Regions from separate parts of the Mus musculus genome. Here region 2 is linked to region 1. Evidence: chromatin loops called from intact Hi-C (ENCODE). Cell type or tissue: heart. All regions are shown on one strand. Each heading gives the region's core, and the rest is flanking DNA. Links, peaks and the distances in the headings are about the cores only.

Region 1 (15,883 bases), core at 3,180-11,179:
GCCCAGCATCCCCAGGAGATGATGGCAGATTCCCGTGGTCTGCCTGTTTCCCAGGCAGGCTGCTCCTCATTACCAAATACTGTAATACAAATACAAAGAGAGACCCCGCCACAGCAATATTCTGGGTGACAGAGTCGTTGCTCTTTTCTGCACACAGTATTCTCTGCATGAGTTATGCACGCATGCACAAGCAAGTTGTGTGTGTGTGTGTGTGTGTGTGTGTGTGTGTGTGTGTGTGTGGTGTGTTAACATAAAGGCACTCTTAGGGTTGGGCATACTTGAAAGTATGCAGGTGTTCTGTGAGTTGCTTTATTATTTTTTTTATCAGCTTTTTCCTCCCACTGGGAAGTGAACAACTCAAGCACACACCACTGAGCTACATCCTCTGTTACCTTATTTGCCTTCTTAGTTGAGGTAGGGTCTCCCTAAGATGCTCAGGCCAGCCCTGAACTCCCTCTGTCACCAAGGGAGGAATTCAACCTGAAGTCTTCCTAGCTCTGCCTCTTGAATAGCTGGGATTACAATCCTGCACCACCATCCCAGCAATCAGCCTTTTTTTTTAACGCTAATTTTTATTTTTTCATGCTTTGATATGTCTCCTTTTGACTTATTTTTTGTTAATCTTTAGCATATAGAATTATGGATTTTATTATGACATGTTCATAAACATATTGTTGGGTTTTGCTTGTATTCATACCATAGGTCCTTGGTTAATCTATATTCCAGTGATTTTTTTTTTTCAGATTTTTCCACAATTAAAACCCCTACCATTGGAAGCTCACACACATGCGGTATATACCAAATTGTTCTTCACAATGATTGTGCCAATCCACCATCCACCGTGGATTCTGTGACATTAGTTCTTAACATCTTTGTCAGCCTGACAAAACTATTCAAAACAAAAAAACCTATCAGAAGCACTTTTTATTTTTTTTCTGACTGCAGGAACATCTCTTCAACTCTCTGTGTTTCCTCTTCTATTTCACTATGTCCCTTTGTGGGGCTTCCCCGGGACTTGGTCACTCTGTCCTTCCTGCTGAACATACACGGGTGCTCAGTAAGCATTTGCCGGATGCGTATATACAAGTCTTCAGTGCAAACCATGCTGAAGATGTTACTTTACCCTCTGAGAAAAATATTAGCAGAGTCACCCAATTGCTTGTTCTTATCAGTTGTGGGAAGGGTGGTTTCGTCAGACTTACAGAAGAGCAGTGTGCTAAGCATGGTGGTGCACACCAGCATCAGGAAACAGAGGTAGGATTGTTAGTTAGTTTTAAGACCAGTCTGGGCTACATAGCAAAACCCTGCTCCTCTCCCCCCAACCCCGTACCCCCCCCCCGCCCCCCCGCAAGCCAAGGCTGGGGAATGGACCTTTGTGGTAGGTAGAGTGCTTTTCTATGTGTTCAAGACCCTGGGTTGCGTCTACAACCCCTTCAAAAATGAGCAAAATGTGACCCCTCCAAAGCAGGTGAGCCTGGGGCTGAGGCAGGTGTTAGAGAGGTCAGAAGGAAGGGATGTAGAGACAACAGGACAGATGGGTCAGGGAAACTAGGCAGAGAAGGGGAGGGACAAGAAAGCTGAAGATCAGTGCACAGCCCTTCTATTTGATGGTGCAGGAAGCCATTCGCACAGGAAGAGGCTACAGTGTGGACATGCCCAAGCTAAGTTGCCTTCTCTGGATAGAGGTGTCTGTCTAGGAGGCCTCCAGTGCTGTGTCCTAGGCTAAGGTTGGGAGGAGGGGGAGGTTGGATGGGGTGGAAGGCAGGAACAGCTGTTGGTTTTCCAGGGTTGGTTAGGTTCTGAGAGCTGTTGTAAGCATCATCTGAGAGAATGAAGAGACGGTGCGGCTGAGTACAGAATCCGTGTGCCAGGTCTCAAGGGGGAGAGGTGATCAGAGGTTGCTGGGACGTCTTAGCTTCTTCAGCTGAGCATCCTGTCTCCAGCCCACCTCCATTTTCAGTTTGCCTTCACACTGCTGCTGGAACTGCCATCCAAAATGCGAACACCATCATGTCATTCACCCCCCACCCCCACCCTCCAATAAGTGCCAAAGTGGGCTGGCAAAACGACTCAGCAGATAAAGGCTCTTGCCACCAAGCCTAGTAACTTGAGTGTGATCCCCTAAAGCCCACATACTGGAGAGATCTGACTTGTTTTGTTTGTTTGTTTGTTTGTTTGTTTTTGGTTTTTTGGGTTGTTTTTCTTTTTTTCTTTTTCTTTTTTTTTTTTTTTTTTTTTTGGTTTTTTCACGACAGGGTTTCTCTGTATAGCCCAGGCTATACAAAAACTCACTTTGAAACCAGGAACTCACTTTGTAGACCAGGCTGGCCTCGAACTCAGAAACCCGCCTGCCTCTGCCTCCCGAGTTCTGGGATTAAAGGCGTGCACCATCACGCCCGGCTTTTTTTTTTTTTTTTTTAAAGATTTAGTTATTTTATTATATTTAAGTACACTGTAGCTGCCTTCAGACACACCAGAAGAGGGCATCAGATTCCATTACAGATGGCTGTGAGCCACCATGTGGTTGCTGGGAATTGAACTCAAGACCTCTGGAAGAACAATCAGTGCTCTTAACCGCTGAGCCATCTCTCCAGCCCTGGGCTTTTTTCTAAAGTTTATTTTTATTACACTTATTTATGTGTGTGGTGAGCCATAGTACACATGTGGAGGTCAGAGGACAGCTGACAGGAGTCAGTGCTCGCCTTCTACAGAGTAGGGCCTGGGGATCAAACTCAGGTTTATGAGGCTTGGTGGCAAACACTTTGACCTGCTGAGCCATCTCACGAGCCCTTTGTCGGTTTGTTTGTTTGTTTTGGTTTTTCAAGACAGGATTTCTCTGTGTAGCCCTGGCTATCCTGGAACTCACTCTGTAGACCAGGCTGGCCTCGAACTCAGAAACCCCTCCCAAGTGCTGGGATTAAAGCATGTGCCACCACTGCCTGGCTTTTTTTTTTTTTTTTTTTTTTTTGGTTCAGCTGTCAGTTTATAATAATAAATAATAAAATATATAATAATAAATAATAAAATATATATAATAATAAATAATAAAAAACATTATTTTATGTGTGTGCATGTTCTGCCTGTCTGTCTGTCCTTGCAGTGCGTGTATACCTGCTGCCCTCTGAGGACAGAAGAGAGCATCAATCTTCCCGGAATTTGAGATACAGGAGGGTGTAAGCGCCCTTGTAGGTACTAGGAAGCAAACCTGGGTCATCTGAAAGAGCAGCCAATGTCCTAAACATTGAATCATCTCTCCATGCCTATCCGTTTTTTTTTTGTTTTGTTTTGTTTTTTGTTTTTTCTGTTTTTTGGTTTTTCGAGACAGGGTTTCTCTGTATAGCCCTAGCTGTCCTGGAACTCACTCTGTTGACCAGGCTGGCCTTGAACTCAGAAATCTGCTTGCCTCTGCCTCCCAATCAGTTTTTATTTTTTAGGTTACATTTATGTGCTAGTATGTGGGTATGAGCATCCCAAAGTCAGAGAATAACTTGTAGGACTCAGATATCTCCTTTGCCACGTAGGTCCCAAACTTAAGAGTACGTAGGGCATCGCACTTGGCAGCAAGCACATTGGTCCACTGAGCCATCTCACTTGCCACAGATTTTCTTTCTTTCTTCCTTTTTCTTTTGAGGCAGGGTCTTAATATGTTATATATCCCAACCTGGCTTGAATATGAACTCTCTCTGCCTCAGTCTCCCAAGTGCTGGGATCCCAGGAATGCACCAATACATAAGATTTTTAAAATTAACGTATTTATTTTATTTATGAGTACATTGTCAGTGCTCTTAACCAGTGAGCCATCTCTCCTGTCTGCTACATAAGATTTTACATTTGGGACAGGTGGAGATGAGCCTTGCTGAGAGAGAGGACTGAAGTCCCCTATGCTGTCCTTCCAAGCTCTGGGTGACAGGACAATTGCCGCTTCCTGAGCTTATTCAAGTTTTATTCCCAAGCTCATGGCAGGTAAGGATAGGGATAGTCTCTGACCCCTAAGTTTCGGCCTGACTGTCTAGTCTGCTTCTTTCCCTTCCACCACGGTCCCCACTGTCATCATTTGACACCTGTTGTATACAACTGCCCATGTGGCTTCCCAGGGGAAACTCTAGCACCTTTTTCTGTTAACCTTTAGTTGCAGAAGCTGCCTTTGGGAGTAATGTGCAAGCTGGCAGGGCCCCAGCACTTTTGACTTTTAAATGGGGTTGGGGGTGGGGAGCAGACAAGAGTTTTCTGGGGGGGTCTGTCCTGGGATCAAAGGGTTGTCTGGTGTTGGTGACATTGGGGAAGACTTTTGAGTAGTGGCTCTCAACTTTCCAGTGCTGTGACCCTTCAATACAGCGCCTCATGTTGTGGTGACCCCCAACCATAAAATTATTTCCCCCTGCCCCCTGCTTGCTCCAGCCCAAAGATTTTTTTATTTATTTATCATATGTAAGTACACTGTAACTGTCTTCAGACACCCCAGAAAAGAGCATCAGATCTCATTACAGATGGTTGTCCATGTTGCTGCTGGGATATGAACTCAGGATCTCCGGAAGAGCAGTCAGTGCTCTTACCCATTGAGCCATCTCTCCAGCCCCCATAAAATTATTTTTGTTGCTACTTTATACCTGTAATTTTGCAACCGCTATGAATCATAATCTAAACGATTGTGCTTTCCGATGGTCTTAGGTGATTCCTGTGAAAGGGCCATTAAACTAATCCAAAGGGGACTTGACGCACAGATTGAAAACTGATACTTTAATATTCTTGGGGCAACTTCACCAAGAGATATTGTTTTCACCAAGAGGAATAAATTTGAGGTTTGATCCCAATGGTGAGGATTTTGAAAGTGAAAGACTTGGTGCACTGAGGGAACTGATACAGAGCAGTGGGAAGTGCGTAGGTCGTTGGGCAAGGCAGGTGACTCTGGAAGGAAGGTAGTGTAGATGAGTCACTTTGGGGGCCTACCATAGGATGGGAATGCTTTTGTTTCCTCTAGGAAAAGCCAACTCAAGGCTTAGCTGGCCATCCCCAAAACACAGGAAGATGTTGGAGAGTGAAGACCAAAAGACAACTGCCTACTAACCAGCAGGCGAGGGAGTATGTTTTGGGAGTATCCATCCAACACAAGCGAGGCTCACTGTGTCACTGTGGGCCACCCTACTCTGTAGGGGGTACCCATTTATCTCAAGTTGAGTCAGTTGTGTCATCAAGAAGGGTCGCCCCACCTTCTTAGGTCTGCAGGATACAGATGGTGAAGAGAATACATAGCTGGGTGAGACGTGGGCAACGAAAAACAGAGGCAGCAGTCTGCAAGGAGACAGGCGTTTGGAGGTGTGCATGTGCATAGCAGTGGGATGCGAGAATATTGTCTTGGAGGAGGGCCTACACTGGTTGAGGAGAGGAGACGACAGGCCCTTGAGGAGAAGAAGTCGCTAGCAGGTGACCTGGGGATGCAGTGGTTAGAGTACTCAATTTAGAGGCAAGACACTTGAGGATAGTTGGAAAGGACCCCCTGCCAGGATTGGGGTTCTTTTAGGTAATGACACTGGGCCCCAGTGGTCATGGGAGGAATGGGGTACAGGATCCTTATAGTTTCTAGGAGAGGCAACCCCAGGTTCAGACACCAAGTCAAACTTGCCTGCCACCATTTTTTAAAAAAATTTATTTATTTTATGTATATGAGTACACTGTAGCTGTCTTCAGACACACCGGAACAGGGTATTGGATCCCATTACAGAAGGCTGTGAGCCACCATGTGGTTGCTGGGAATTGAATTCAGGACCTCCAGAAGAGCAGTCAGTGCTCTTAACCTCTGAGCCATCTCTCCAGCCCCCTGCCACCATTTCTTACGAGTATAGAGACGAGTTTTAGTTGATTGACAGAAGCAGCCAACTCAATCAAGTTCAAACACAGGTTTTAAGCAGAAAGGAAGATTTTGCAGCTCACCTGGCATTGGCAAAGGAGAGCTAGGTTTGTGTCTCTGTGCACAGAACTTTCCTAGGACAGTCTTTTCCTCTTCCCCTCTTTTATTTATTTTTATTTTATCTTATTTTTTTCAAGACAGGGCTTCCTGGCTGTTCTGGAACTAGCTCCGTAGACCAGGCTGGCTTCAAACTCCATCTGCTTCTGACTCCCAAGCGCTTTAATTAAAGGCGTGCGCTGCCACCACCACCATGACCACCAAGCTCATCCCCCTCTCTTAAAAAAGACATTTTCACTTTATGTGTATGGGTGTTTTCCCTGCATGTATGTCCACGCACCACCACAAACACGTTCCGGAGGCCAGAAGGGGGCGACAGATCCCCCTGGACCCAGAATTGCAGGCGAGGGTGCTGCAAATCCAGCACAGATTCCCATAACCTCTAAACTATCTCTCCAGAAAGGCCCTTATATCTCCTGTTTTTTGGACACATGGTTTCCTGATGAAGCCAAGGAGACTGGACTGGAATTCATGAACGACCTGCTTCAGCTTCTCAAGGGCCGAGACTCTTTATACACGTACACTGACGACTGGACTCGTCTCTCCTGAGATTGCTTTCATTCATTCTCCAGATCTTGCAGGTGGAGGGAACACGATGCTAATAGGTGGCTTGTCTTTCAGTTCTCACAGAAAACTAAACTCATCAACAAGCAAGCCTAGTCCTCCCCCTTTAATCTCCTGGTCAAGGACCTTGCCTCTCCTACAAGTGTCCATTCCTGTATTACTGCAAGAGGCCTGGCCAACCCCCTGACCTCCAGGGCGATCCAACTTCGCAGGAAGGTGACTCAAGCTGGAACTTTTTTTTTTTTTTTTTTAAATGCAGGTGTTGGATATCCCATCCATCCAATGGTGAAATATCTAGCTGCCCCTTTTTGCACTAGGAACTTAAAAAAAAAAAGCCTGTAAAGTCTTTCCCTTGGCCACCATAAGATTGGCAGGGTGAGTGGCGAAGCCATGACACTCCTCCATCCCCCAGCTCGGTCCTCTAGTTTGGGAGACTGGCTGGACAAGGCCTGAGCTCCACTGGTTTGCTTCAGGCAGACTGAGCTGGACCACGCCCCTGACCCTCGGAGTTAGGCTCTCCCAAGGGTGAGGTCCAGGTCTCCCTTCATTCCGGGGCTTCAGTTCCGACGGGGAAGTATGCCCTAATCCTGACCGGTGGTGCTTCAGGTCGAAATGTCGGCCGCGGGACCAGGGTAGCTGACCCGCCCCGGCCGCCGTAAGCTTCACCCGCCCAAAGGGTTGAGCCGGTCCTTGAGCATGAGGTAGTAGGCGGGGCAGCGCCCTCTGGACCCGCCCCATGCGGAGTGGCCCAATGGAAGCGCACTGTGCCAGGTCCCGCCTACACGGGAGGGGCAGAACTGCGCAGGCTCCTGAAGCGCCCGGGCGGGCCGGCTGGCTGGGAAGATGGCGGCGGAAGCCCTGGTCAGCGGCGCCGCAGAGGAGCGGGCCCGGGGTGTCCCAAGTGTGCAGCTTAGGGCCAGCGCCGGGCCATGAGCGCGCCGCCATCGAACCCTCGAGCCGTGGAGCCCGCCTGCGCCCCTTGCCATGGCGCGGCTCGCGGACTACTTCGTGCTGGTGGCGTTCGGGCCGCACCCGCGCGGTGAGTCTCAGCGCCGAGGGGGACGAGCTGGGGGGGACTGAGGGACTGGGACTGAGGACTCGAAGCTAAGAAGACCCGGCCGGAGGCAGGGTCAGGAGTTGGGGCCGAGCTCTCGGGGCTCTCGAAAAGAGGCCTCCGTAGTTATTGGCCACGGTGGCGTCGGGGCAACCCGCGAGGACCCCGGACGACATGGCCTGTGTAAGAAACATCCCTCCTACACCTGGGCACCTGCGTCGCTGTTCCGAGGTGGGCAGGGGCGTGTCGCTCGGGCGTGGGAGGCTGGAGGACCCTGCTGCAGTTCGGTCTCCCCGATTCCAAGTTGGGTGGGATGGGCTCACCCCGCCTTGGCCGCCTGCCGGTGGCTGGGTCTGGGAATTTCAGAGAGGGGGGCGGAACGTTTTCGTCTTCCAGCTTCTCTGACCCAGTGCTAGGTCTGAAGCCTCAAGCACCGCTTGATGGGGTGCAGTGGAGGGGGAGGGGTTCGTCGGTGGTATGGAGCCGGACTTCAGACGAAAGTGTCACACTTGGAGGAGAGCATTCCTGGTGTTCAAGCCTCTAAGCCAGGCCCCTCAGCGGGGGATCAGTGTGGTGATCTAGGAGGCCCTGATCTGGAGTCAGCACCTGTGTCTGAGAGCCCTTCAGTCCTGGGGGTAGGAGAAAACGGAGCCTGACAGTGACATCAACCACAGCCATGGAGACAACAGTGTTGGGGGGTGTTGGCTGGAGTCCTCAGTGTGCCAGGCCCTGCACAACCCTTTGTGTGTATGATCTCATTTCTCCCAATAGCCCACTGAGATTGCCTTGCTGTTGCCCTATCTTCAGCATAGAATCTGGCATAGAGAAGTTGAGTGTGTGGGTCTGGAATGGAGGCTGGGACTTGTACTCTGGCTGTCAGAGTCCACCTGCAGAGGGGCGGTATCTTAGGGACAACTGTGGCCAGATGAGGTAGCCCCTTAATCCCTAGATGTAATGCTTCCTACCGTGTTCCAGTTATCTATTCCACACAGTTATTCTGCTGCTTCTCAGACCAGCTGTCACTGTCACCATTCAGGACCCAAACTTTCTTCTTTGCCTTTCTTCTTGCTAAGTCTCCACTAGGACTGTTCCTTTGTTTAATGTCCACATGATGGACCCTGTATGCACTGGAAAACACCACCACCACCACCACCACCACCACCACCACCTCTGTCTTCAGATCTGTTCAGTACCCTCGCTTCTTTCTGCTCTCATGTATTCAAGTCTATATCTTTTGGCACTCAGTCCCGAGCATCTGTCTTTCCCTCCAAAGAGGGAGTTCTCAAAGGCAGAGACCACATTGTGTTCATCCCCCTGTCCTCCTTGAGCAGGAGGCTTGCCACCAGTGTTGTACTGGCACACACAGGGAGAACCTGTGCTCCAAGGCATAAGTGAAGGCCAGTGAGGTGCCTCCTCTGGAACGGAGGAGGAGTACTGCTGGAGAGTGAGGAAACCAAGCTGGCTGAGGGCTGGCTGGGGTCTCGGGCTGGGCGCTGGGCCAGGGCTGGAGGAATGGAATGGACTTGGATGGTGGTGAGAAGGTTATGAAGAAGGTCCTGTGAAACAGAATGTAGGTAAAGGCCAGGTTGGGGAGGTCTGCTGGGAGTGGAGTAAAATTGAGGGTGATGTGTGGGTAGCTCCATGGGAAGTTGCTGTGGCACGTGGGGGCTTACTGATACAGCTGTACAAGAGGTGTGGACCTCTGACCTCTGTACAGGACGGGATAGAAGGCTGAGGCCAGAGGTGGCTACTTTTCCTGAATCACCGGTGTGATGGAGTAATTCTCAGATTACCCATCACTGTGGCGACTGCAGGCCAGTGAGCTCTCTAAGCACTGCCTTCTAGGGTCAGAGTTGACTGGTTGTTGGCTGACCACTCGGCTTCAAGGCATTCCTTTGAGGAACCAGCCTGGAATCGGGTTTCTGGGTGTGGGCTGAAGGCAGATCTATAAGGCAAGGGATGTGAGTACCAAGAACAAAAGACCCCAAACTGAGGAGCACACTGAAGATTAGTTGTCCTTCCTTTGTCACTCTTCACCGTTGGCTTGCGCCAGTTACCGTGCACTCTCGCCTCAGTTTCCCCGTCTTTATATGGAATGGGCCACATGGAGCTGCTCTGAGGCTGTCAGGAACACTTATGCGTAAAGATATAGCACAGGACTGGCCCAAGGAGATAATTTACATCTCAGATCTGAGTAGCCGATGTAAGAACGCTAGGTAGGTGTTTCTGAAGAAGGTGAAGGGCCCTCTGTGTGCTGACTGACCTAGGATGCAGGGTCCTTTAGATTAAGGGAATACGCGTGAGAGGATATCTCAGTTTTGTTCTGAATCAGAACTTTTTCTCTGCAGCTGCTAGGAGTCAAACCTTGGTAATGAATGCCTTTTTAGAGAGGTAGCATTCTGGTTGCTAATGGTTACAGTTGGTGACTTGTGGGCAAGGCTACAGACAATAAATGCCTGAGCTGTGTGTAACCCTTTCCCTTAAGACTCTATAAAGTAGAGGGTGTAGATGGCACAGCATAGACCCCGCACCTGGTGAGTAGGGCTGTGTGCTTTGTCCTGTCACTGAACTGGACACCTTTTTTAGAATGAGGAACCAGACAGCATAGTTTGAGACCCCTGCCCAGATCCCAGACATGGTCACTTAATTGCTTGTAGCTTGGGGAGTCCTCAAATGGGAACACCAATTATCAGACCCTTTACATGACTTAAACCTGACAGGTACCCTTCTACTACTTCCTGTGAGGAAAAGCTACATCTCCATCAACCAAGAAAACTATTTGTATTTCATGACCTGGCCTCTTTCAGCCTTGATGGTAATGAGGTGGCCACATTCTTGGGCCCATCTACTGTCCCCACCCATGGGCCTGCCCTCTCTCTGGATCAGGTTGGGGCTGTTTGGGGTGGCTGCAGTTCCCTCCCAGCTCCCCCCACACCCTGAGAGTTTAAGGGTCCAAGATCTTGGATTAAAGTTTCTGTGGTCCGTTTATAGATTGGGGGTAGGTCAAAGAGAACATCTGAAAGAGCTGTAGGCTCCTGCTGCACATGGAGTCAGCTGTAGTTTGCCTGGAGCATTGTGTCTTCGTGTTCAGGTCTGATAGGTAGAAGCAGGAAGGCAGTATTCTTTTGCTTCCTCTCCCTTTTCCTATAGCTAGGCTCTTGAGTGAGAGGCAGCAGCTATCCGGTGCTGTCCAGCATGTATGGTGAGGTATGTGGTAGGGCAGTCAGGGGAACTGCTATTCTGTCTGGGCCTTTCCACAGTGCACACTGTCCACAGCTGGTCCTGCAGGCATCAGAGCCTGGCACTAGTGATGAGGTGCCAGCAGATGACAGAATACATAATCTGTATTCTGCCACCCAGTCTGCGTGAGCCTGGCTGCTGGAGGTGCTTTGAGTTTAGGAATCCCAGTGTATCTTCCTAGGGTGGGCCTACCCAGCCTGTGGGTTCAAGAGTGGTTCAGGAACTTTCCTTTTTTGGGGGGGGGGGGATGAGACAGGGTTTCTCTGTGTAGCCCTGGCTGTCCTGGAACTCACTTTGTAGACCAGGCTGACCGCGAACTCAGAAATCCGCCTGCCTCTGTCTCCCATGTGCTGAGATTAAAGGCGTGCGCCACCACCGCCTGGCTGGTCAGGGACTTTCCATGTCTGCTTTAGTGGACCTCAGTGTCCATCCTCCATAAGCTGCCCAAAGAGCACTGCCTTGTAATATATGGCTGTGCTATCGGGATTCCTTCTAACAGGGTTGGGTAGGGAGGGAGGATGTGCCTGCTCTTGTCTACCCAGAGTTGACAGTACATCGATGGGTTAAGTACAGTCATTGCAGGTTACTCCTGTTGCCAAAAGTCTTCAGTGGGTGACAGACACAGAGGAACATGGCAAAATCCTTCATACAAATGCAAGCTAGCAGTTTGGGGTCTCAGAGGAGCCAGAGAGAGTTAACAAGGCTTCCTCATGGAAGGGCCTACTGTGCCGTAGGGCTCCGGAAGTTGTTCTGCACTTCTGACTGAAGAACCTGTTTGTTTGTGAGGTGTGAGTTGGGCAGGGTGTGGGGAAGATGGTCATATAGCTGACTACATGCATTCAACAAGCCCTAATTAGGCTGTAGTCTGTACCATGCACAGGAACGTGTTTCTGTTCAGGCTACTACAGGTGCCTGGAGAGGGGCTTATATGTGTTGTGGGAAGGGCCTCAGGGTCCTGCTATAGGACCCAGATTTAGGTAGAGAGTAGATAGCAAGCTTCTTAGAGGAGGCACTGGACTGAAACCTGAAATTCAAATCCTGGGCTGTCACAGGACAGGAAGGGCCTCAGGAGAGATGCCCACTGGGCTTCTGCCTTTATGAGGCAGTTGGGAGTCTCAGGAAAGGAGCTCTTTAGAGTGTAGAATCCTCAGAAGGCTTTCAAGCTAGTAGGAAATGGGAATTAACATTGCACAGGATGAGGGGTACTGGCAGTGGAAGGTGACCATCCTTTCTGTGCCAACTCCCCTGGGTAGAGAGGCTGCTAAAAACAACCCTCAGAAGGCTACTAGCCCTCCTGGCCTTGTGGGAAGGCTGCAGAGCAGAGGCTGCAGTCCCTGTCTGTGTACCCACCCCCCTTTCCTTCCTCCGCATGCTGCCTCGTGGCAAGAACTGGGTGAGCCCTGGGTGCCAGCCAGGGCTGGGCCCAGATGGTGGTTTAGGGCCGAGCACAAGGAGGCTCTTGCCGGAGTGGGTGGTGGGAGGAGCCACAACTGAGGGGGGGGTTAGTGTGTGTGTGTGTGTGTGTGTGTGTGTGTGTGTGTGTGTGTGTGTGTCTGTGTATCTCTGTGTGTTTTCATAGTACATGCACTGTCCAGGCCTGTTGAGGGTGGGACCTGAGGAACCCCATAGGGGTTTTATCTTGGTGGGACAGGTGTGTGGGTGTGTGTAGGTAGGCATGACACCAGCAGACACCTGTCCCTTCCTTGTCTGTTGCCTGTCGCCTGCAGGGTGTTGGTGGTAGGAGGAGGGGAGCAGGAAGCTGAGGTTTTTGTGAGTCATAATAGGCCCCTGCACCCCACCACCTCCTGCTTAGCAGCAACCTTCCTAGTGTTGACAGTCGTGGTGCTTGCTTCATGGTTCTGGAGGGATGCATGGTCTCCCATGGTTGCAGCTGAGTTCCTTTGCTTTTAGGGGACCTGGGAATTGTGTATTGTTGTGTTGAGCTTAGTGGTTCAGTATGACTGTGTTCAAGTAGACCAGGCTGGGTGGATGTGAGGCCGTAGCTCAGCAAGCAGGCCCATTGCACACGGAAGTTTTCTGGAACTTAGGCTGAGCAGGGGGATCCATGACAAGACCTTTTATGTAGGGTACCATCCCTTCACCGTCTGCTTCTGCTTCTTCCACTGGTGGGAGCATCTGTATTGAGGCTGGTCCATGGGAAGGATGGGAGAGTGCTGTGCCCTGAGGATCTTGAAGCTGTATGTGTGAGATGCAGAAGTGAGGAGGCCTGTTTTCCTTTGCATACCACAGTGGTTCTCAGCCTGTGGGCTGGGATCTCTTTGGGGTCAGATATCCTGTATATTAGATAATCACATTGCAGTTCATAACAGTAGCAAAATTACAGCTATGAAGTAGCAACAAAACAATTGTATGGTTGGAGGTCACCACAGCATGGGGAACATGAGGAATATTAAGATCGCAACATTAGGAAGGTTGAGAAGCCTACCAGACTCCATCTCATGTGTGTATGTGAGGCCAAGGAAGCCATCACACATCCTCGCCGCTGCCCTCACTTTGCCTCCTGATTTAATGGTGTAGATGAGCCCAGGCCAGGACCTTCACTCCACCTACATAGACTGTACTTAGAAGTACTTCCCTTGCTGGTACATACTGAGGGAGTCTGGGAGCTTCAGGGCTCAGAGGGGCAGCATATACTTGCTAAACTCTTTGTTTTTGGAGATTTGTGTTCTGGGAGGAACTGTCTCTGAGGTACTGTGGATAGGTAGCAATTTGGATCCATGGTTGGTGTTTCCACCCCCATCATAAGAGGCGCTAAGGCTTGAGTTCCACACATGGGCCCAGGGCAGACAGGTGACAGGGATCACCAACATAGCCAAATGTGCCCTGTATGTTTAGACACACCCACAATTTGCATGGCGCTCACTGTAGCAGGGGTTGAGGCTAACGCTGCAGGTTGGCAGTCAAGGAAGATATTGAGTTCTCTAAAACTCTTCCTCCTCCCTGAAAGGTCCCTGTACAGTGAAAGGTCAGCTTGGGCTGGTAGGTGAGAGGAAGGATCTGGAGGCGTCTCTATCTTCCTTATGGTGGCCTTGGGGTCTGTACCTATCCAATGGCTTATCTACCCAGAAGTCTATTTAGAGAAATAGTAGATCTGGGAGCTTAGGTTGGTCTGGTGCCAGATGAGAAGAGGTTGTTTCCATCCTGCACCAATCCTGGCAGTGTGAGGGTTGGGGTGTGTGGGGAATGGTGCTCTGACCACCTGCTCTTGTTCTCAGGGAGTGGGGAAGGCCAGGGCCAGATCCTGCAGCGCTTCCCGGAGAAGGACTGGGAGGACAACCCTTTCCCCCAGGGCATTGAGCTGGTGAGTGTGGAGGTGTAGCATTAAGGGGGAAGTCAGGTCCACCGTTGATGGTAACTGGCCTGACAGGCAGGGTGTCTTGCTCATGTCACTGTGTCCCTCATGGGCTTCACCCTGGATGGTAAGGCCAGAGCTATATTACTCCCCCCCCCCCCCCCAGAGAGCTGAGGCTAGGAGGCTAAGGTGTTGCCTAGGTAACTAACAGGTGCTTCATATACCCTGCAACTCTAGCCCTGGCAGTACAGATGCTTGAGGATACTGGCAGGGGTAAAGGGGGAATTTTTGTTATAGGTGTGGGTGCAGGCACTAACTGCTGATCCCTCTGCAGTTTTGCCAGCCCAGTGGGTGGCAGCTATGTCCCGAGAGGAATCCACCAACTTTCTTTGTGGCTGTCCTTACTGACATCAACTCTGAGAGGCACTACTGCGCCTGCTTGACCTTCTGGGAGCCAGTGGAGTCCACACAGGTCAGCGTAAGCTCTGGTGTGCAACATGTGAGGCTGAGCCCTGGGCCATGGCCAGCCTGCTCTACCTCTGGGGGTATGTTCCTGTTGGGAAGGCTGGGTCTCAGTTACCTCTGTCTTCCACTCGGTCTCATGGGATGACTCTGATTAGAGCCAGGAGAATGGTTTTCTGTTTGCAGGAAGTAGTGTGCACTGACAATGCCACGGAGAAGGAGGAAGAGGCAGATGGAGGAGGCCAAGCGCGGCTGTCATCCACAGCCCCAGCCCAGCCTGGCCAGCTTTTTGCGCCAAAGACTCTGGTTCTGGTGTCTCGACTGGACCATGCCGAAGTGTTCAGGGTGAGGAGGGCCGCCATAGCAGCAAGCCAGGGCACAGGGCGTTCATGTCAGCTGTACCACTGTTCCCTATCTGGTTGTTGCAGAATAGCCTTGGTCTCATCTATGCTATCCACGTGGAAGGCCTGAATGTGAGCCTCGAGAATGTGATCGGGAACCTGCTCACATGTACCGTCCCATTGGCTGGCGGGTCTCAGGTGGGTCTTGGAGAGTCATAGGAGGCAGGGGTGGGGTGGGGGAGTACCTATGGGTTACTGATAGTCCAAAGCCTCAGATACTCCCTTCTGCTTTTGGTGCCACCCTTTGCCATCTGTTCTTAGCCCTGTCTACTTACTTGGCTTCATACCTGTACCTTTGGGCCTTCATTTTCTGTCTCTCTATCCTCTTGATCATTGGGTGTGTTCCTGTCACTGGATGCTGTTGTCCGTGTATCTGTCTGCTTCCTACTTTGTGCCTTGTCTAATGGTGTCTCTCTGTCTGTCTGTCCTGTGCAGCTGGACTCTGTTGAGGAAGGAGCGGTATGGATTCTTTGTTTCTTCTGCCCACTCAGGCCCTGCCCCCACCCAGATCAGAGGCATTCCCCCCTTACCTTGAGTTTTCTCTGCAGCGCTGCTCAGCCAACAGAGGCAGAGTGTGACCTTTCCCTCCAGTCATCTAAGCCAGCCCCATCTCAAGATTTGTCAGCTTACCTGGGTTCAAGTGCTCAGATTTGATCCAACTATACTGCTAAACTCTGATCATTTTCTTTCTACAGAGAACCATCTCTTTGGGGGCTGGTGACCGGCAGGTCATTCAGACTCCACTGGTAGACTCACTGCCTGTCAGCCGCTGTAGTGTAGCCCTGCTCTTCCGCCAGCTGGGTGAGACTGCCTGTCATACCCTACCCCTAAATTCCTGACCTGGGCTGGTGGTCAGAGGTGTGGTGCTCCCTGGGTTATGGAGTAGG
Region 2 (15,883 bases), core at 2,563-10,562, 500 kb after region 1:
CAGGTGATTCGGGCTAGGAGGCACTGTCCACGCCCTCAAGGCTATGTGATGGGGGAAGCAAGGGTCAGGTGTGCACAGGACCTCCTTGGAAGCTTCTAAGAGATGGTGGCAGCGCAGGGGTAAATCGGGATGGGGATGTAGGATATTTCCTGCTTCTCTAGGTTCTCTACTGGGAAGATACTGCAAAATGCGAGATCAGAAGACAGGGTCCCAGGCACTCACAGTGTCTGCCACCAAGCCTCTAGCTGCTCCTCCTGCTGCTCCAAGAGTTGGTTGCACTCAAAGTCACTGCTGTCACACAGACCCTCCATGATCTCCAGAAGCCGGATCTCACTGAAACACAATCTGTCAGCACCCCAAAGCACCAGCACCCCAAAGCACCAGTCTGCTCACTTTACACATGTCCCTCCTAGAGACTACTTTAGCGAAGAGGAGAGTCTCTACAACCACAGGCAAGGTTAGTCAGTAAGGGGAGGCTAACCGGGGGGTGTGCAGCGGACCCAGGAATGGTAGGCCCCTCCATCCCTACAGCATGAGAAAGGGAGCTTATTCCATTAGTCAGGGAAGCCAGAAGTCTCTAGGAGGGCGAGGGGCTCCAGTCTGAGTTTCCAAAAGGCCCGTGTGCGTGTGTGTAAAAGCCTTCCAGTGTCTGTGCGCACAGAAGTGGCCGTAGGGAGTGTGGAAACCACAGACCAGTTGAGTGGCCAGAGGCAGGGACGACCATTGACAGGTGTCCACCACCATCGAAGGGGTTCCTCCGTGTGCCGGTGGTCTGCACCGACCCCAAGGTCTGACCACCGATTCACAGACCGCGACCGCACATCCTCGCACTTCTTGGGAACACTCACCTGAATTCGTACTTAGACAGCGTCTTCTCTTCCCACGCCGTGTTGCCGCCACCGAAATTCTTCCTGGCCGTGTTGGCCATCCCCTGTAGTGGAGGTGGCACCAGCTCGATGGGCTACCGTGAACCCCGCCGCCAGCCCCTGCCCCAGCGCCGCTGCCCCGGACCCCGCCGCCCGCCCACCTGGTTGAACTTGTCCACCAGCGTCCGGCATCTCTGGCACATCGTCGGCTTCCGGGAGGCTACGGCCCCGGGCGGCGGCAGCAGCAGCAGCAGCCCGAACGCGGCTGCAAGCAGCAGGTGCATGGCGGGAGGGCTGCCCGGCGACCCACCGAGAACTGCGGCGGAGTCTGAGCCTCCGCCCACCGGCCCGCGCGCCGGCCGTTCCCCGGGCTACTTGACTGCGTCGCCGAGGCCCCGCCCACCTTTCACCCCGCGCGCTTCTATTGGCCGGAGGAATCCCCCTTGCCTGATGTGGACCAATTGAGGCTCGCCACGAGAAGCCACCAATGAGAAGGCCCCGGGTCAGCGTCCCGCGAGAATGAGGCAGAACCGTAATCTTCTATCGGGTCCCCATGCCCCGCCCTCCACGAGTGGCCATCTTTTCTCCGGGCGGGAAGCGCCAGCTGCGGTCGCCAGCCTGGGCAATGGTGGCCATGTCAAGTTCGGGCAAAGACTTGGCTTCCGGGCCCGGTTTCCGCAGCCGGCTTCCTGCCTTGGTCAGTCTGCTCAGTTCCGCGGGGTCCTGCGGAGAGGAGAGGTTAGCGCGCGTCGCCGGGATTGGTGTACTCGGGCGGGAGGTGGCGAAGCTGGGGTTCTCCCGAGCGCGCGTGACGGCCTTTGAGTTCCTCAACCCGGGGATGGACCTGTCACTTAGAGGCTGAGCGTGTCCCTGGGGGCGGGACATCTCGCCCGAGGCCTGGACCGTTCATCCATCCTCCTCACCTGGCGCCCGGAGCTGTCATCCGTAAACAGAGCTCTACATCTGGGTCCTGCTCAGTGTGGTTGAGGGGGCCCCAGTGGTCGACATTTCCTCAGGGGCCTCAGGCAGTGAGTTCACAATGACCTTCCGAACTTTAAGTGACCTGAGGGAGGAGGAGGAGGAGATGTGGACTATGTGTATTTTAAAGAACATCTGATTGTATAAATAGTAACAGTTTAGTCTGGTCTTTGGTTTACAAGTAAGTTCATCTACACCAGCTAACACTTCCAGGTTAAAGCCACAATTTGAACGAATGATTCCCACAGTTCCCTTGGAAGCTTTGGAATCACAATGGACAGGGACGACAGGATCTTTGAAGGGTACCCCCTAATCTGAGATGCCCTCCTCCTCCACGCCACATTTGCGAAGAGTATAGCTTTTAATTTTTTAAAGATTTGTTTATTTTATGTATATGAGTACACACGGTAGCTGTACATAGGGTTGTGAGCCTTCATCTGGTTGTTGGGAGTTGAATTTACGACCTCTGCTTGCTCTGTGCATCAGATCTCATTACAGGTGGTTGTGAGCCACCATGTGGTTGCTGGGATTTGAACTCAGGACCTTCAGAAGAGCAGTATAGCTTTTTGGAGCTTGGCTCCTGGAGCTTAGCCATTAGCATCTCTTCTTCCCTGCAGCTGCCCCCATTCCTGTGATAGGTGTTTTGTTTTGTTTTTTTTTTTGGTTTTTTGAGACAGGGTTTCTCTGTATAGCTCTGGCTGTCCTGGAACTCACTCTGTAGACCAGGCTGGCCTCGAACTCAGAAATCCGCCTGTCTCTGCCTCCCAAGTGCTGGGATTAAAGGCGTGCGCCACCACGCCCGGCTGATAAGTTGTTTTTATGTACTGGTGAATAACTCCCTTGTATTGTTTCTGCTCCTGGTTGAGCGGTCCAGCTCACCCTGGTCTCCTGTTGTCTTTGAAAATAGCTAGCCGGGCGGTGGTGATGCACACCTTTGATCCCAGCACTTGGGAGACAGAGGCAGGCGGATTTCTGAGTTCAAGGCCAGCCTGGTCTACAGAGTGAGTTCCAGGACAGCCAGGGCTACACAGAGAAACCTTGTCTCGAAAGAAACAAAAAAACAAAAAAGAAAGAAAATAGCTGCTGTTGGTCCTCAGCAGAACACACACCCCTTTGTGGCTGTGAGGAAGGAGGAGGATCGGGTGAGTTCTGTGGGTAATAGCCCACCCTAAAGCTTGGGTTTCCTTCAAAGGTCTGCAGAGCAGATAGTTGAAGCAGCGAAGTTGGAGTCCCTGAAGCAACGCATCTCGCACTGCTGCCTCCCTCGATGGCTTGGCCTCTTCCCCATCCTTTTCAATACCAAGGATGGCCTTGAACTTCTAGTCCTCTTGCCTCTTACCCCCTAGGTGCTGGGATACACACATATATTTACATACCTGGGGTTTATCCGGTTCTGGGGACCGAACCCAGGGCTTCAGGCTCTTAACAAGTTACCCAGGTTGACCTAGACCTCTTGTTTCTCCTGTCTCAGCCTCCCAAGTACTGGAATCCTAAGTGTGCATCACTGTACCCCAGTATGGTTTTGTGCCAGGTTGGGAACTTTATGTACATGTTGTTCTATAACCTAATTAGTCAATCGTCACACTTTCTCAGTTCAGGACTTTTTATTGGGTCTAACTCAGCTGGGCATAGTCAGACGTGGTGGAGTGTTGGCCAGACTCACTGTAGCCTTGCAACCGAACTTGGAATAAGCAAGTGCACGCTGTGGCTTATTTACACTCACTAAAGTCTTTATAATATGCCTTTGCGCAGGGCTGGGGAATACCTGTGGGGCATTTTCCTGATTGGTGATGTGGTAGGGCCCATCTCACTGTGGGTGATGCTATCCCTGGGCTGGTGGTCATAGGTGCCATAAGAAGGCAGACTGAGCAAGCCATGAGGAGCAAGCCAGTAAGCAGCACTCCTTCTTGACCTCCATCCACGTTAATCTCCTGCCTCCAAGTTCCTGCCTTGAGTTTCTGCCCTTAGTTTCCTTGGATCGTAAGCTGTAAGATGAAATAAACCCTTTCTTCCCCCAAGTTGCTCTTGGGTGTGGTGTTTTATCACAGAAATGTAAACCCTAACTGAGACCATAGGAATTATGAGCATTATTATATTTCACGGGGCTGGGGCTGGAGAGGTGACTCTGGTTAAGAATGCTGACTGGTCTTTTAGAAGACCAAAACTCAGTTCCCTGCACCTACACAGCACCTCACAACTGCCGGTAACTCCAGTTCCAGGGAATCAGATGCCCAGACATACATGCATATATACACATATATACATACACACATGCATGGGATTTATTAGAGTGGCTTACAGACTGATCTAGCTAGTTAATAACGGCTGCCTATGAGTGGGAGGTCAAGGAATCCAGTAGTTGTTCAGTGTACAAGGCTGGATGTTTCCCTCAGGTGGGCTTCAGTATACACTGGGGTCCTGAGGAAACAGGAACCATTGCCAGTGAAGGAATGGATTTGCCAGGAGACCAAGAGCAAGCTTCCTTCTTCCATGTCCTTTACAGAGGTTGCCAGCAGACGCTGTGACCGGATCAAAGATGGATCTTCCTACTTCAGAAGATTTACTTAATAAACAATCCCTCACCGGGGTACTCAGCTGCTTGGGTTTTAGTTAACTTCAGATGTTGTCAAGTTGACAGAATAGCCATCTCAAGGGGTCTTGTGCTTCCTCTCCTCCACATCTTACCTGTGTGACCTCAAGCCACGTCTTAGGAATGTCTGACCGTGTAAGGTAACAGTGTTCCTTGTCTGTGTCTCTGTGAAGGCGCATGAAGTTCAAAGCTCTACATGGCTGGCAAGAAGTCATCGGGCAAGCGGTCATGGCCGCTTCTGGGGCTGCTGGTCACTGTAGCCACCATCCACCTGGTTATATGTCCCTACACCAAGGTAGAAGAGAGCTTCAACCTTCAGGCCACACATGACCTCCTGTACCACCAGCTGGACATAGACAAGGTGAGGCACTGCACCGAGTGAGCGGACGCTTGCTTCACTTGCCCAGCCTGTGCGCTGACCACTCTTCTCCCTGCAGTACGACCACCACGAGTTTCCTGGAGTTGTTCCTAGGACGTTCCTCGGGCCGCTGGTGATCGCAGCGTTCTCCAGCCCCGTGGTTTATGTGCTCTCGCTTTTAGAAGTATCCAAATTTTATTCTCAGCTGATAGGTAAGGGCCTCACAGGGGCAAGAGCTGTGACATCACATGGTCACAGGTGGGGTGGGGATGGGGTAGGGTGGGGGTTGGCTGGACTCACTGTAGCCTTGCAGCCAGACTTGGGACAAGCAAGCAGGCCCTGTACCTTAGACTCCACAAAAGTCCTCATGACATACTTCAGCAGCCAGCCAGCCAGGACTGTGGGACTGAAAGGAAGTCAGAGGCGTGGTTTGTGTGGGTCTCCGTCCACACACAGGCCCCATGGCCACTTCTGGTACAGATGTGAGCTCCTATGTAGTGTCTTGCATATTGTCACTGAGTGCCACTGCAAGTGACACTGGCTTCATCTGTGTTTCCTGTTGAGTCATTCACATCAGTGACTTTTTTGCTCATTTCATTTAGTCAGAGGAGTCCTTGGGCTTGGTGTGATTTCTGGACTCTGGACATTACAAAAGGAAGTGAGACAGCAGTTCGGAGCCACGGTGGCTGTCATGTTCTGCTGGATATCAGCCACACAGTTTCATCTCATGTTCTACTGTACGAGGACACTCCCCAACGTGTTGGCCCTGGCTGTGGGTATGTAGCTTCAGGCTCTGCCTTCTGACTCCTCACAGTGTACACACATCTGCTCCTGGCATTGTCCCCCACCTCCTGGGCTCCTCATAAACTGCTCAGGGTCTCTTCCTCTGGAAGCAGGCCTCTCTGTACTCAGGGCTGGTTCTTCTAGAGAACACTACCCTGAAGCACCTGCGTGCCAGCCCAGCAGACATTCTGTCTGGGCAAGCAAGCTTCTCGGGTTTGTCTGTGTATATTTTGGGTTTTAGTATTTTGGGTCATAGTCCTACAATGTAGTCCAAACTGGCTTTAAATGCTAGATCCCCCTGCCTTAAACTCTGAAGTGCTGAACAGCTTCTAGAGTGTATGTATGTATTTATTTATTTATTTATTTAAGTTTTTGCATGTATGAGTATTCCATATGTATTTAAGCACATAATGTGTGTACAGTACCTTCAGAGGCCAGGAGAGGGCATCAGGTCCTCTGCAACTGGAGTTACAGACAGCTGTGGGCTGCCCTGTGAGTGCTAGGAGTGAAACCTGGGTCTTCTTCAAGGACAGCCAGTTTCTAAATTGCTGAACCATCACTCCAGCCCCCGCAGAGTGACTTGGGGGGGTGTTTTATAAGAAAGCGAGCCCCCTTATCGTGCGTTTCGTGTTTTGCAGTCTTACCAGCCCTCACAGCCTGGCTGCAGCGGAGGTGGGCCCTGTTTGTCTGGCTCTCAGCCTTCGTCATCATTGGCTTCAGGGCTGAGCTGGCCATGCTGCTGGGCATTGCGCTGCTGCTGACCTTGTACCAAAGAAGACTGACGGTGGCCAGAGTGCTCCGACACGCCATCCCAGCAGGGCTTCTCTGTCTAGGCAAGTTGGCATCTCTGGTTTGCCTGTGTGTATTTCTTTCAGTTTGGGGTTTTGGTATTTTGAGACAAAATCCTCCTGTCTTAGTTACTGTGCTGTTGTGAGGACATACCATGACCACGGCAGCTGTAGAAGGAAACTTTTCATTGGGGCTGGCTTACAGTTCCAGAGGCTAGTCCAGGATCATTGTGGCAGGAAGCATGGCAGCAGGAAGGCAGGCATGGTGCTGGAGCTACACCCTGATCTACAGGCAGCAGGCAGAGAGACAGAGACAGACAGACACAAACCAAGACTGGGCCTGGTGCATCCTGATCTGCAGGCAGCAGGCAGAGAGACAGAGACAGACAGACACAAACCAAGACTGGGCCTGGTGCATCCTGATCTGCAGGCAGCGGGCAGAGAGACAGAGACAGACAGACACAAACCAAGACTGGGCCTGGTACATCCTGATCTACTGGCAGCAGGCAGAGAGACAGAGAGACAGAGACAGACAGACACAAACCAAGACTGGGCCTGGTGCATCCTGATCTGCAGGCAGCGGGCAGAGAGAGAGAGACTGGGCCTGGTGTGGGCTCATTTGAAAACTCAAAGCCCAGCTCCACTGACACACCCCCTCTAGTAAGGCCACACCTCCTAATCTTTTCTGAACTGTCCACCAACTAGAACCTAAATATTAAAATGTATTAGCCCTTGGGGGATATTCTTATTCAAACCATCACACCCACTGTATAGCGCAGGCTGGCCTCATATCTGAGCTCCTCCTGCTTTAGCCTCCACGGTGCTAAAATGACAAGTGTGTCAGTTTGAAACTTGGTGTGTGCATATTGTGTGGCATCCAGAAATCAGCCTCAGTGTTATCCCTCAGATTAGCCACCTGGTTTGTTCCTAGGTTTGTTTTTAAGATATATTTATTTCTACTTTATGTGTATGGGTTTTGCTTGCATGTTTTCCTGTGTACTACACGTGTACCTGGTGCCCATGGAGGCCAGAAGAGGGCATCAGATCCCCTGGAACTGGAGTTATGGACAGGTGTTAGCTACCATGTAATTGCTTCAGCCTCATACCTGGGATGGGTGTGGGTGTGGATGTGTTGGGGTGGGGTGGGGGTGGGGTGGTTTCTTGAGACAGGGTCTTTACATAGCCCCGGCTGTCCTGGAACTCACTTTGTAGACCAGGCTGGCCTCGAACTTACAGACATCCACCTTCGTAATCTAATCTCCCTAGCACTTAGAGTAAAGGCACTCACCACAAACCTGACTTTTTCTGTGGGTTCTGGGATAGAACTTAGGCCTCCCCCTTGCAAGGAAAGCTCTTTACTAAACTGTTGCCTCTACCCTTGAGATTTGTTTTTTTTTTTTTTTACACTTAACTGTGTGTGTGTGTGTGTGTGTGTGTGTTCTTACCACAATGCACATATGGAGGTTAGAGCACAACTTGTGGGAGTCATTTCTTTCGTACCACCATGTCGGTCTCAGCGATTGAACTCAGGCCATCAGGCTGGGCAGCAAGTGCCTTTACCCACTGAGCCAGCTCACTGGCCCCCAAGAATCCTTTTTTAAATTTTATTTTATTTTTAATTATGCATATATACATGTATGTGTCTGTGTGTGTGGAAATATGTGTGCATGATTGTAGTCACTCATAGAGTCCAGAAGAATACCCAAGAATTGTGACAGGCAATTGTGAGCCTTCCCTTGTGGCTTCTGGGAACTAAACTTGGGTTCTCTGAAAAAGCAGTATTCACTCTTCACTGCTGAGTCATCTCTCTAGTCCCCTTTATTTATTTATTTATTTATTTATTTATTTATTTTTATTTTTTTGTTTTTTGAGACAGGGTTTCTCTGTGTAGCCCTGGCTGTCCTGGAACTCACTCTGTAGACCAGGCTGGCCTCAAACTCAGAAATCTGCCTGCCTCTGCCTCCCGAGTGCTGGGATTAAAGGCCACCACGCCTGGCCCCTTTATTTTTTTTTAAAGATGTAAACAAGATTATCTGAACTTTGGCAGCAGTAGAACATGCCATTTCTGTCCTAAACGTAGCTTCTACTTGGAAGCCTGCATCCACCACTGTCCTTCAGGCTGCTTGGACAGACAGGAGGAGGGCAGTATGTCAGACACTGGGGAAGATACTCGATGAGAGATGGTGTCACCATTAGCTCCTTTCATGGGAAGCCGCTGGCAGTTTCTGTGGCCGGCAGTCACTTTGTGAGGCAGTTAAGCACAGTGCACATGTGGGTTGAGGCTTGAATTTTATAGTTGGCCATGTTCCTTACAGAGGACACTTCTGTTCTGTTATTAGGGCTGACGGTTGCTGTGGACTCCTATTTCTGGCGATACCTTGTATGGCCGGAAGGAGTGGTGCTTTGGTACAACACTGTCCTGAACAAAAGTTCCAACTGGGGCGTATCCTTTCAGTATTAGGGGAGGGATGCCCATGACCCTGACCTCTATCCAGTCAGCAGCCAGCCAGTCTGGCACAGGTTGGGTGGCTGTCTGAGGTTCAGGGCAGTAGCTTCTCCTATGGCACACACCTAGCACTCTCTGGCGACATCTCCCCGAGTATCACCTAGTCACACCCATAGTCCACAGGGTAGCTGCGTTTCAAAACATTTACACAGAGTGTTTCAGATGGTCTCATGGTAAGAAAGGATAGCATAGCTGCCACTTGATAGCATACCATCCTCATCTGTCAATACTGGGAAGAAAGGAAGAAAAGCTAAAGGGTTTCCCATAGTCCTCTGTGGGGCCCTCAGTTACACTGTAGCAGCAAGGGTATGCTGTGCCCAAGATCGGTCATCCCCATGCCTCCTAAGCAGGTCTCTGCTGTGTCTTTTGGCATAGCTGACTGGGCCTTTATGCAGTTACAATTCTTAGTTCCATTAAGTGGACAGTGACTCGGTCTCTGACAAATTCATGCCTCCTTAACCCTAAGCCGAAGACTTCCCCACTCCTGTGGTATTTCTACTCAGCCCTGCCCCGAGGCCTGGGCTGCAGCCTTCTCTTCATACCCCTGGGTGCAGTGGACAGGAGGACCTATGCACTGGCCCTGCCAAGCTTGGGATTCGTGGCTCTATACTCACTCCTCCCACACAAGGAGCTGCGGTTCATCATCTATACCTTCCCTGTCCTCAACATCATGGCTGCCAGAGGCTGCACCTATATGTGAGGGTTTCGTCCTTGAGATACTTGTCTGCTTTTCATTTTGACTATATTTTCTGGAGTGCTGGTTTTAATTACCAGGGTGATAGGTACTTTTAAAGGTTCGTCAGAAATAGGTTTGCCCTGGGCGGTGGAGGCGCACACCTTTAACCCTAGCTCTCGGAGGCAGAGGCAGGTGGTCAGCCTGGTCTACAGGACTACACAGAGAACCCCTGTGGGGAAAAGGAAGAAAAATAGATTTGCTGTGCAGGGAAGCACATGCCTTTGTTCTCAGCACTTGAGAGGCAGAGACAGGTGGGTGTCTGAGTAAAAAAGAGTGTTTAGTTTAGTGCACACTTAAATTCAAGTACCATCATTGAGTGTCCTTGTCATTTGTTTGGATTTCTGATAAATTGGCTGTTTGTGGTTCTCCATGTCCCTGGAGGCCTCTGCTCACTGCTCGGTGTCTCTTCCTGTGTTTGTGAGTCTTGCTTCTGTCTCTTCCCAGCACCTTGCTAACTGTCCCAGAGGGTCATGGGAGAGAAGGCTAAGACTTCAAGCCTGGGAGGTGTCTGGTCCTAGATGGGTTCCAGGGCTCTAAATGATTGATCAGGTGGAGGGTGTTCTTGGTCCAGGCTGGTGGGTAGCTGGCGAGCCTGAGCCGGTGCTTCTGGTTAATTGTGGGGACACAGGGAGGCTGTGGCTTGGGCTCATGTGGAAGATGGTGTGGGAGTTGTTGGGACAGGAACAAAGGGTGATAGAGATGAAGGGGAGGTGAGAGACAGAGCAGGTGATGTGACTGGTGGTAGGGTCAGCTAGTGGTATAGGTGTTAGGGGGCAGGCAGGCTATGAGGAGGGTTACCTGGGCTGAGTGTAGCTGGCTCATAGTGGTGTGGGCTCCACTGACCTAGAAGGTTCACTCTGTCCCTCTCCTCATTTAGACATGAAAAATGCCCTGAGAGCCAAAGCAGGAGCCATGGGCCATGTTCAGGACTCGGAATTGCTGAGCCTGGTTTAGGGTGCTGAGAGGGGCAGAAGTCAGAGTTCTTGGAGGGCTGGCAAGGCCCAAGTGGGCCGGGATTCCAGAGGGGCACAGAGGCTCACTTACTTGAACACTTGGTCCCCATCTGGTGGCACTATTTCACTATGTCCCTGAGCTGAAGTAAAGTGAGTGAACTTCTGCAGAAAGTTTGAGGCCAATGGTTTTAAATGTTGGTTGGTAGGCAGGGCAGTGGTGGCGCAGGCCTTTAACCCCAGCACTCGGGAGGCAGAGGCAGGTGGATTTCTGAGTTCGAGGCCAGCCTGGTCTACAGAGTGAGTTCCAGGACAGCCAGGGCTACACAGAGAAACCTGTCTCGGGGGGAAAAATTTGATTGGTAGACTGTTTTTTAAAAGGGCAGAGAGCAAACATTCTCCTTTCTGTGGGCCACACAGTCTCTGTCACAGCTACTAACTGCCATTGCTGTTAAAGTCAGCCTCAGAGACAGAGATGCTCCTGGTAGGGACAATGACAGTGAGAATGGAGGCAATGCCATGTCAAGCCCATCAGTGCTGGCTCACAGTATGGCCTTTAGTGACACCGGGGCAGAACGGAGGAGAGCCCAGGGTCGATTTGGGGGTGATCAGAGCTGCAGCTCAGACACCACGGTTCAAGCTGAAGTCTGCTATGCTTTTCTCGACCCAGTCAGGCCTTAAAGGCGAACCCTGGGAGAGGTGGGGATGGCGTTCGTTGTCTACAGCAGGCTGGATGGAGCAGGGTAGCAGAGACACTCACACCTATAATCGCAGTACTTGGGAACACCAACTTGAACCATCCCAAGTTACACAATAAATTCCAGGTCATCCTGAGCCGTACAGTGTGAGCCTTTCTCAAACATGAAAACCAGAGAAAGGGCTGGGCATGGAGCTCAGTTTTAGAGCATTCTTCTAACATGTACAGAGTCAGCCTTCAGCACAGCATAAATTAGGTGCAGTTATACTTGCTTGTAGACCCACCATTCAGGAGGTGCAGGTTCAAGGACATCTTTGGCCATATACCCATTCCAAGACTAGCCTGGACTACATAAGACCCTTCCTAAGCAAATAAATAAGTTTCAAAGAATCTAGATCCGTGCAGGTGGGTAGCAAACTGGCTTAGACAGGATGAGTTAGAGAAAGCGTGTAAACCTGCTCCCAGAAAGTGACCCAGAGACCAAAGATAAAGACATTCTTAGAGCTGGGTGCACACGAGTAATCCCAGTGTTCCCGAAGCCGAGGAGTGGGTATCATGGGTCAGCTGCTGCTGTATAACCGTGAGGCTCTGCATCGGGGTCCCCAGGACCTATGTAAAAAGCTAGGTGTTGCCACATGTTAACCTGTAACTCCAGCACTGTGGTAGTGACGATGGGGAACAGAAACAGGAGGATTGCTATGACTTAGCCTAATTGAGAAAAGGGGTGGGGTGGGGGAAGTGCAGTTGTTTATAAAAATAAAGTCACTATCTCCTGCCCTACACCCTTGGCGGGTTGAACCTTGGTGGGGACTCCAAGCCAAGTCAGTGGGCCCAACCATTTCACTCTCAGTAACCCAAGGCCACCCAGACGACTTTACCTCGGATCACAGAGCAAATTCCAAAGACCTCTCCCAAGCAGCTTGTCTTAAAATAGGCAGGAACTCTGCATCCTTTAGCATTCTTAGCTATGAAGGCCTTTAGAGGCACACCCAAACTGCATCTCTACAGTATACCCTTCACTGACCTGACAACTACAATATCCACTTAAGCTCTTGTATTCTGCTAACAATTAGATTTTCTATGCATAGTAATCAAATATCCTGCAGCATTCCAGTGTCCAATGAGAGGCACTATCTGAAAGGAAGAAGAGAGTGACAGAGCAGGGCACCGGTCCTCTAGGTTCTGCACATGCACACCTGGATCGCTCATCCCCCAACAGAAAATACTCCTCCCTCCCCGCCAACCATAGTCTGTCTTGGGAAAGGGAGGGAGTGAGGCTGAGCCAGTCCCAGGACTTGGTGGAGTGTTGGGCTATTCTCAGCAGGCAACCACGGGGTGTATGAGGCTTGACCTGGGGGCGCCAGCATGCTGAAAGGGACCTCAGTACAGCGCTCCTGGTTGAAGTCGGCCTCCCAGTCCTTCCATCTTGGAAGTCTGTTTGCTTTGTATGATTTATTTACACACAAGAGAAGCAAACAGTAATGCCGGGTCTGTTTAATGCCCTTTCAAAAGCTAGTATAAACTTGAATTGGCATCTAGAGCGGAAAATAGAGGTTTTCTTATTTTAGATTACTCTGTGTGTGTGTGTGTGTGTGTGTGTGTGTGTGTGTGTGTGTGTGTGTGTGTGTGTGTGTGTTAGTGGAGAGGTGCGCGAGGTGCACTGCTGTGGCGTGGATGTGGGGTCCATTCTCTTTCCACCTTTGTGTGGGTTCTGGGGTCATGGTCAGGTTACCAGCTCGAGTGGCAAGTGCCTCTACGCACTGAGTGGTCTCCCTGACTCTTTATGTTTTGAGGTAATCTTGTCATGTAACCCAGGCTGGAGTCAAATCTGCCATCATTCTTTGGCCTTCTCAGTGCTGGGGTTCTAGGCCTGTGCCCCTGTGCACAGCCACAAAGTTCTTCAGCAGGCATTTTAGTCATTTGGTTAGTTGAGGTTTTGTTTGTTTGTTTGGTTGGTTGGTTGGTTGGTTGGTTGGTTGGTTGGTTGGTTTTTTAATCAATTTTTTTTGTTGTTGTTTTTTATTTGTTCATTTTTTTCAAGACAGGGTTTCTTCTGACTGTTCTGGGTGGGACATATGCTGTAGAACAGGCTGGCCTTGAGCTCACAGAGATCCTTCTGTCTCTGCCCCTGCCCCTGCCCCTGCCTCATGAGTACTGGAATTAAAAGCCACCACCACTTGGCTATTAATTGAGATTTTTAAGTCACATTTAGCCTAAGCACAACCTCAACACCCTTCCTATATCCATATGACAATTTAAAGAAATTTATAAGCACATTAAAAAGAACAGATGAGCCAGGCATAGCAGGGGCACACACCTTTAATCTCAGCACTCACGAAGCAGAGGCAGGTGACTCTCAAGCTGAGTTCAGGGCTAGCCTGGTCTACAGAGAAAGTTTCAGGACATCCAGGGCTACACAGAGAAACCGTGTTTCAAAAAATAAAATAAAATAAAACAAAAAAGAGAACAGATAGGGGGCACTGCCATGAGCCTTACGTGTAAGCCAAGTTAGGTAGGGGCAAGAGGTATGCACAGTTAAGTAGTCTTGGTCCCCTGTGGCCTGGCCTACCATTATCTTAGTTCTGGTTCTGCAAGGTGGTGAGAAGACAGTCTCAGTTATCCTGAGATGAGTATTCCTGCTGGGGCAGGTGTGTGTGTGTGTGTGTGTGTGTGTGTGTGTGTGTGTGTGTGTGTGTGTGTGTGTGTGTGTGTGTGAGAGATCTGTGGGGTTAGGAGAACTGCAGACTTGGGATGCTTCTGTGGGTTTGGAGCAGCACAGTGTCAAAGCTGGCAGTAAGATAGCTCAGTTACTCTCTGCCCTCAGCCTTGAAGAAGATGTTGGTATTCTTGCCACCGTATGCTTTTCATTACATATCTTTTTCTTTCAGCCTGAATAAAAAGTCTTGGCCATACAAGGTGAGAGCTATGCTGGTGACAGGGCATATCTTGGTGAATGTGGCATATACAGCCACGTCCCTCTATGTGTCTCATTTCAACTACCCTGGTGGGGTTGCGATGCAGCAGCTACATGAGCTGGTACCACCTCAGACAGGTTAGTCCAAGTGCTCCCTGAGGAAAAGCCCAGGCCTGAGTGAAGTGCCATGCTGGCTTCTAACTGAGATTTGGTTTTTTTAGATGTCCTTCTTCACATTGATGTGGCTGCTGCCCAGACAGGAGTGTCACGGTTTCTACAGGTCAATGATGACTGGAGGTTTGTTTCGGAATTTTTTTTTTAAGATTTATTTATTTTATTTATATGAGTACACTTGTATAAATGCCACCAGAAGAGGGCATCAGATCTCATTACAGATGGTTGTGAGCCACCATGTGGTTGCTGGGAATTGAACTGGGGACCGCTGGAAGAGCAGTAAGTGCTCTTAACCTCTGAGCCATCTCTCCAGCCCTTGTTTCTGAAATATTGTAGCTGCAGGTCTAGTTGCTTCTCACAGAGGCCACCTATATATAAATCACTTCAGTGGAACCTACATGGGGAGAGGTGGTGTGAGACGTAGGCAAAGTTGAATGCAGTGGTGACAGGTGACCTCTTTCTCCCAGGTATGACAAGAGTGAAGATGTGGGAGCAGCGGCCATGCTGAACTACACCCACATCCTCATGGAGGCAGTGCCTGGGCACCCGGCCCTCTACAGGGACACACATCGAGTCCTGGCCAGTATTGAGGGCACTACAGGTATAAGCCTGAATTTGATGAAACTGCCACCCTTTGATGTCAACCTGCAGACAAAGCTGGTACTTCTAGAGCGGCTGCTTAGGCCAGCCTGAGAGGACAGGAGATCTCCAGGAACATCGAGTGTGGTCACCTTCTAATGCAGTGAAGACAATTCAAGAAAACAGCAAAGACCAGGGACTTCCAGCATGTCTACAGCATGCCTGGTGTTAGCCTACATCAGTCTGGGCCAGGCCCTACAATAGCCACACCTAAGGCACAGGGCTGAGAATGTGGAGAACAGACCACCAAGTGTGATAGTGGCCTGCTCAAACTGTCTGCTATGGTTAGGTGGCCCACAGGATCATTTACATTCATACTGGGAACCATTCATAACTAAGAACAGTGAGTCAGGCTAGAACACCCTGGCACCCTAGCTCTGCGGTGACCCTCAGTGTATATTTCTTGCCCCTGAAAACCACACTTGTTGCCCATGGCCTCAGGAGACCACGATATAAACCAGGTCTTTATGGGACAGACAGACACACACACACACCACCACCACCACCACCACCACCACCTCCTCCACCACCAATCATGGCAGCTGTTATAGCCCGAGGCATGTTATCTCCATTTCAGATTAACTCTGAGGACCTACACATGTTCATAAAAGAATGGAAATAAAAATTATGTTTTCTTATATTGTGTCTTGTTGTTGGTCACTTCTGGAGACAGTCTCTGCTCTGGTTTCACAGTAGGAGCCACTGGCTCTGCCACTGTACTGAGCATTTCTGAAGTGTGACAGTGCCAGTCGTAGAGATGACAGATGGTGTGTGCACATCATGCCTCCAGTATGTGGGCACACACCACACAAGCTCATGTGTATACAGATACGACACACAGCCTAGATAGGATAGCATTTATGTATACAGTATACAACACAGCTATAAAGGCTGTGCTATGTGT

What was found. Peaks named below come from ENCODE experiments on the same cell type or tissue, not always from the same donor. Only the 100,000 strongest peaks of a DNase experiment are listed, where the experiment ranks them.
Region 2: it touches region 1 in a loop (2.5-fold over the local background); 1 of 42 quality-filtered maps calls a loop at or near these places.

The regions. Positions count from the first base shown.
Region 1 is chr15:89,306,744-89,322,626 of GRCm38, reverse strand. Sbf1 (SET binding factor 1) reads left to right here and starts at 7,316. Exons shown (of 41, transcript NM_001170561.1): 1 at 7,316-7,565; 2 at 14,057-14,142; 3 at 14,468-14,605; 4 at 14,782-14,940; 5 at 15,024-15,134; 6 at 15,692-15,797. The coding sequence starts at 7,511. In heart, for the core only: a CTCF peak has its summit at 6,273 (motif pointing right); DNase peaks (open chromatin) are centred at 7,266 and 9,116; H3K4me3 peaks cover 2,715 bases; H3K27ac peaks cover 1,621 bases.
Region 2 is chr15:88,804,979-88,820,861 of GRCm38, reverse strand. It overlaps Alg12 (asparagine-linked glycosylation 12 (alpha-1,6-mannosyltransferase)), which reads left to right and starts at 1,544. Exons shown (of 10, transcript NM_001142357.1): 1 at 1,544-1,604; 2 at 4,608-4,795; 3 at 4,872-5,004; 4 at 5,395-5,568; 5 at 6,214-6,408; 6 at 8,703-8,806; 7 at 9,342-9,565; 8 at 14,141-14,304; 9 at 14,388-14,463; 10 at 14,808-15,619. The coding sequence starts at 4,631. The coding sequence ends at 15,033. It overlaps Creld2 (cysteine-rich with EGF-like domains 2), which reads right to left and starts at 1,216. Exons shown (of 10, transcript NM_029720.2): 1 at 1,028-1,216; 2 at 849-931; 3 at 223-333. The coding sequence starts at 1,150. In heart, for the core only: a CTCF peak has its summit at 6,021 (motif pointing right); no DNase peak of the experiment used is centred there.